2 separate regions of the Homo sapiens genome follow, and region 2 is linked to region 1. The links are chromatin contacts, found by Hi-C or POLR2A ChIA-PET in ENCODE. All regions are on one chromosome and are shown on one strand. The core of a region is the stretch at or near the end of the contact, and the rest is flanking DNA. Distances in the headings are between cores, read along the strand shown. Region 1 overlaps PDE4B (phosphodiesterase 4B). Region 2 overlaps LOC105378776 (a long non-coding RNA gene).

Region 1 (3,122 bases), core at 457-2,956:
TCAATCTCTGATGTGTTGCACCAGAAAGCAAGCAAGAGCTTTTGCTTTTATTCCACTTTTTGTACTGCCACCAAATCTTTTTGTGAATGCTGACCAGTCACTTTATCTTTCGGAACATCAATTTCTCATTTGTCTGATGAGGTTAAGAATACCAGCCCTTGCAGGACTTTGTAGTAATTCAATGAGACTACATGTGGGAAAGTGCTTTGTAACCTCTAAAACACAAGAGATTACTATTCTAATTCCAGCCACCACCCAGGCCACTCCCTGTTTCCACCTCAATTGCCCATCCAGATTTGCTCAACAAATGAAAGCTAATTTTAATATCATCTGCTGACAGTAAATCAATCAGGTGATCAAAGCCAAAAGACCAGTTTATAGATTTTCCCAAGCCACATAACAAGACAGCGTATGTGGTGGTAACAGATGACAGTAAGATGACCATCAAGGACACATCTGTGGTTCTTTTTTATAAATGTGGAAATTAGTGCAGGGAAGAGTCTTGGGAATGTCACGCAGCTAGGAAGCTGATGCTCAGAGAGGCTGGTTTGTGGATGAACTGTGCTTTTCCATTGCCTCCTGTCTCCAAGGCCAGTGGGTCACTTCTGCTTCAGGCTCTTCTTGATTCCTCCAGAAATGAGTATAGGACAGAGCACTGCAATTTCGAAGCAGTTTAGCTTTCCCCATTTTCACCCAGTGATGCTGTGTTCTAATCTCTCTTTGCTTCTGGGCTTACTGTAGTTGAACAGTCCAAACCTCTGTGGTTTGAGAGGCTAATGGCCACCTCCTAAACAAAGTCAATAAGTTGGCTGAGCAGTAAGCTCCAAGATTTAGGAAGAGCTTTCTCTAGAGTTATAAAAGCCCAACGAACATGTTACTTATATCTCTCCCATCACAAAGTCATGACTTAGGAGAAGTTCAGCAGTAATCCCTTCAAGAAAAAGGTCTTTATAACTCGCATGGGTAGAATAACCTGGCATTTGGGAAAGCAACTCAATTATGCCTGCTGGGAGAAAAAGCTATAGGATGAATTCATGACCTAGTTTAGGTAGTATTTAAAATGAACTTTAGTATTTTTATGTAATTGTTACTATTCTATCATGAGATTACATTTATATGCTTGCAATATTTTTTCTCTAATCCTTCCTGAATTAAAAAAAATATGGACTGGCAATCTGGCATAGTTAGAAAAAAAAAAAAGCATTGTCCTAGCGGTAAGAAGCCTGGTGGTCTCGCCCCTGCTTTCCTGCTTATAGCCTTGAGGGTCCTGGCAAGTCATTAAGCCTCTCTGTGCCTCTGGTTCCTCCTCTGTGACATAGAGATAATATTACTAGTCCTTTTTTACCTCAGGATCAAATGGAGAGAAAATGACAACAACAAAATGAAAGTGAAAACGGTTTGAATATCATGATCTCTGACTCAGCCTCCAAGGCCCAAACCTCTTACAGGGCTGAGAATACAGGAGGCCCTTGGAAAATACTTGCTGATCAAATGAGAAGCTCCAAGTTGGATTTCTGAAATAATGAGAAATGAGAGCCCTTAAATTATTAAAAATTACCCATAGAAAAAAATCTGCTTCTCTAATATTGGTAATCTGGTGAATACTGCAGCCATGTGAGGCCTGGAATATACTCATAGCTGTACTATGGGCCTTTCATGAGCACGCAGGAACTTTTCTTCTAAGTGTCTCAGAGAGCCACACCGCATGCTCATATGTGTAAACACACACACACATACATACTGACTCTTTTTCGCTCTTTACTAGAGAGAATATGGAGCCTGTTTGTGATATTAATAGCTTAATCTTCAGAGCTCAGCCACTTAAATATTATTTATCAGTAATGCTATGTTTGGGTGAGAAACCCCAGTAAGAAAGTCAGAAAAACAGAGAATAGGCCATCTATGAAGAATAGACTTGGACACTGAAAACGGGACTGCATACGGCCAGCAGTGATTGCCTAATCCAGCCGGCATGGAGAGACTGCCCTGGCAGATAGTCACCTTCCTAATGGACCTCAGACCCTCTGGGAAATCAAAAACACAAGCCAGGGTAAAGATCTTGAGTTCAGGGTCTGCGTCCAATTCATCTTTGTAGTCACAGCTATACACACACTGTAGGCATCCAATAAATGTTAGATGAATGTATGAATAAGTGAGTGACTGGGGAATGGAAAGAATTCTGGACTGGTAGTTGGAGATGTGGATTCTGGTCCATCCTCTATTATCAGCTATGTAAGTGCACAGAAGTCACTCCAAATCGCCCTCCCTCACATGTGAAATGAGAAGGCTGGATAAATCAACAGTCCACAGTCAATAAAGTACAGTGAACTGGCCGATCTCTGAGCAAGGAGGTGCCACACTCTCCTCTCCACCTTAATGTGGTTTTCAGGTCCCTTGGTGGGCAAGGAGAAGTGAGTCCAGCCAGCAGTGATGTTCCAGGCTGCACCCAGGAATGCAGTGTGAGTCCTGACGAGGTGCCAGAATTAAATCGCTAATATTCATTTCCATGATCAGTATCTCAGGAAGTCTTAAAGGGGAACTAAAATCAACAAAAATTAATTTACTCAAGGCAGCTATTGGCTTTTGATGCCCACTCTGTTGAAGGGTGAGTCTGTCAACTCTGAGAATAAAATAGAACCTTTGAAAGTCTTTTCACATGGCTGAAGAAGGTAAAAACACGAACACCAGAGAGAAAGACATTCCCCTAGATGTCTGTGTTTGTGCAATAGTGCCAATTTTTCCAATATGCATTTTGTTTGGTTTTAATATTCATGCCATTATTAATTCATATTATAACATATATTTTTTCCTTATAATATTTACATTCTATAATGAAATTTGTTACTAAAAAGTCCTACAAATAAAGGCAGAAAAAAGCATTTGATAAAATTCAATTTCCCTTAATGATAAAAACTCTCAACACATTAGGCATAGAAGGTACAAACCTCAACACAAAACAGGCAAACACACAGCTAATGTCACAATGAGTGAGGAAAAGCTAAAAGCTTTTGGCCATTATCAGAAAGATAAAAAATAACAAAAGCCAGCAAGGATGTGGAGGAAAGCAAACTCTTATAAACTGTTGATGGGAAAGTAAGTTAGCACAGCTATTATGGAAAACG
Region 2 (3,122 bases), core at 402-2,901, 140 kb before region 1:
TATAGGAAGTCCTGCCCCACATTTTGCTTGCCTACAGGGTCTGCTATTATAGATGCAGTTAGGAGATTAGAGCTGGCCATTTCTGGCCACATCCGTTATTGCCAACCACTATGAGAACATTTATAATTCTGAATCAGGATATAAGAATGAGACAGGCTCTAGAACACAGTTTCTATCTTTGGCACTATTGACATTTTGGGTCTGATAATTCTTTTTATGGAGAATTTTCCTGTGCATTGTAGGGTATTTAGCAGCATTCCTGGCCTCTGCCTGTTAAACACCATAAGTAGCTCCCCAATGGTGACAAACAGAAGATGTCTTCAAATATTGTCAAATGCCCTTTGGGAAGCAAAATCATCCCCAGTTGAGAACCACTGCCCTAAAACACTGTAGGCAATCTTTGTCACATCTTCCACACATAGAAAAACTTTTTGTTTTGTACAAATGTTTTCTCTACAAAACCTGGAGGGTGATCTGGGAATAGCTCAACAAAGTTCAGTGAAAAAAATTGTCACTCTTTATATTTATATCCTTATAGGAAAAATAAAATACAAGATGTTTAGAAAAATATCAAATATTAAATTTATATAAAGGTTCCAAATAAAATAATTTTAAAAAATTAGAAATTTGAACTTATTACCATTGACATATCTTTTTACCAACAGATACCATATTCAAAATAGCTATGCAAAACTCTGAGTAAGACTTCTTAATGATGATTGTTTCAAATTCCTAGTGGTGTGTATCAACAAGAACCTTCATTCCCACAATAAGATAATTTAAAAAATTAAAACCATTGTTTACAACTATTTGAAGATTTGCAACATTTGAAATTAAAGAACCTAATAGCTTATCCTTTTCTTATACTGACAAGTTAATGTTTAATTTTTTATGATAGAGCAAAGGTACTTTAAATTCAGACTTTTATGCTATCTAGCATTCCAAAATAATAACGAAGGTCTAATTTGTATATTGCATATGCATTGTAAGAGCAGTTGCCCTACAGCTAGCATGGAAACCACTAAATGGACTTTTTTGTCCATCTGCTGAAGATGAACAGGAGTATCTGATATATGTGAAAACAGATTCTGGGCTATCACGTGTTGCTGGGCAGACCAGAAATCCCCACCATGTTTCTGCACTCACTCATCCCCACTGGCCACATCTTGGGCTAAGCTCTAAGCTTCTGGGCAGCTGGACACAAACTACCTACTGATCCTCAGGCCTTACCTAGAATGGTCTGCGGTGCTAACTGCTAGGATGGATGGCTGCTGAGATGCCCATGCAGTAGAACACCTACCTTCTTGGCTGTGTGCATTCAGGGCATTATAGTGGAGAAATGCATGGTAAATGTGACTCATGGTGCCCACTGCCTCCTCTAGGGACTATGAGGGTGGTCCTTGGACTCCTACACTGCTCAGACCAGTCCCCAAGAAGACTCTGATGAGGCTTCTCTTGGCTAGAGGCACATTCTGAGAGCTGAGGAACGCAGTAATTCATAGCACACCTATAATCCGTTTGTGGCACACCAGTGTGATACTACATATAAGCTAGGAAGCTCTGCCTTAAAGAATTCTGCCTAGCCCTAAGGCACCCTGTGGCCCAAAGAGAGGCATGACTCACCTCAGATCACACCCTCAGTTAATACCAGAGCTGGAACCAGCAGCTAACTCTCTGGCTCCAGGCACCACAATCATGTCGATTCTTCATTTCATGCCTTTCTTCCTCCCACTGATGCATTCACCACAAACTCCTCATGTGCCTCACCTACTAATCAAAAACATTGGCTGGTCCAGCACCTACCACAAGGGGAGCAGTGTTTCTTAAGCTCTGTGGTGCATAAGAATAGAACTTTAAAAATATGTATATTTAACTGCTGTGTGTTTGTGGAGAAAGTTGAAGCAGGAAGAGGGAAGAGTGAAGCTTTATTATGGGAAGCACAAGTAGAATTTCCATTCTACTCCATCTAATTTCGCTGGCTGAGTACTAGGCTGAATACTAGATCTTGGTGAGCTTAAAAGAGATCTAGAAACCCAAAGCTACAAATATGGAAGAGTTTGAAAAGCAGGCTATTTTATCTATAAAAATAGAAGTGATTTCAGATGCTAGAAGGGAGTGTGCAGTGGTTTCTAAATTCTAGTGGACATGAGAATTTCACCAAGAACTTATTTGACTTACTTATACAAGTAATTATAAATCAGTTGATCTGGATCAAAGCCCACAGATCTGTGTTTTAACAAGCATTCTGAGATTATCTGATTGAGAATTGCTGAAATAGGAATAAGACCTTATAGCTTTAATGCACCGTATAATGTGGACATTGCAAGAAGCTAAGAGGAAAATAAATTTTTTAATTAAAAAATTCTAATTTCTCTAGGGCAATTCCTAGAATATAAATATTGTAAATTATTTCCTAAAACCAAACCAAAAAAAAAAACAAAATTTCTCTCTGCTCTTCTCCTCCACTTTCAGTCTATTCTGAAGCTAGGAGAAGGGCTGTCTTATGTTTGTCCTTAAATGAATGCAGGCCATTTATATAAAAACCACATCATAAGTGGAATAACCAAGTCACAAGCTTTCCTGGTCGTGTAAGTCTTTGACCTTTTGCTGTGCACCCCAGGCCCAAATACCAGTGCAATTCCCCTTGTTTTGATCAGCCTGATTAGACACATTTGTGCTAGGCTCTGCACCTCATAAAAGGCAAGGTAGATAGTATTATTTTAAAAAAAACAGGATAGAGATAGTGTGCTAGTAACAGCTTTTATGAATTGATGCTTGGAGCACCTCTCTCCAGTTGTGAGAGAGCCATGACCCCAAGATACAATATGGTAGAGCCCAGAATGTGGTCCCAGAAATGGGCTTATAAACACATCTGACCCAGAGTTAATAATTTTCTTCTCAAGGTCGTTTTAAATAAATCTTATATGTATGTGTGTTACGCACTATGCTGTATATGTGGGGTGTCTGTGTGTGTGTGCATGTGTGTGTGTGTGACTGATTACTACTGCTTTACTACTGGGAAAAGGGAACATTAAGGGTTCCTAGCATCCATGTCAAGTACTGTGGTGAATATTCATATTTATTTTCTTATTTGAGCCTCATAAAAGCTTTGTAAGGAAGAT

The links. Hi-C counts contacts between places; a loop is a spot of excess contacts on that map. ChIA-PET counts read pairs that join two places held with the same protein, here RNA polymerase II (POLR2A). Pooled maps may share reads with other maps.
Region 2: a pooled map shows a loop between it and region 1 (2.7-fold over the local background). The contact joins two enhancer-like sites. A Hi-C loop is called at or near these places in 1 of 168 maps with a recorded cell type or tissue (naive thymus-derived CD4-positive, alpha-beta T cell), 1 of 37 single-sample maps with no recorded cell type and 8 of 50 pooled maps. POLR2A ChIA-PET finds 5 or more read pairs at or near these places in 6 of 52 experiments (MCF 10A, OCI-LY7, PC-3 and 3 more).

What each region holds. Positions count from the first base shown.
Region 1 is chr1:66,299,640-66,302,761 of GRCh38, reverse strand. All of the region lies in intron 7 of PDE4B (phosphodiesterase 4B), which reads right to left. Among named protein-coding and RNA genes, the nearest start is that of SGIP1, 230 kb to the left of the region's middle. RefSeq lists an enhancer at 1,313-1,372. Within about 2 kb of position 1,706, at least 12 of the 41 ENCODE cell types and tissues checked have a DNase peak (open chromatin) inside an H3K27ac peak, as active enhancers do.
Region 2 is chr1:66,435,205-66,438,326 of GRCh38, reverse strand. All of the region lies in intron 2 of LOC105378776 (a long non-coding RNA gene), which reads right to left. Among named protein-coding and RNA genes, the nearest start is that of SGIP1, 97 kb to the left of the region's middle. Within about 2 kb of position 1,651, at least 2 of the 41 ENCODE cell types and tissues checked have a DNase peak (open chromatin) inside an H3K27ac peak, as active enhancers do.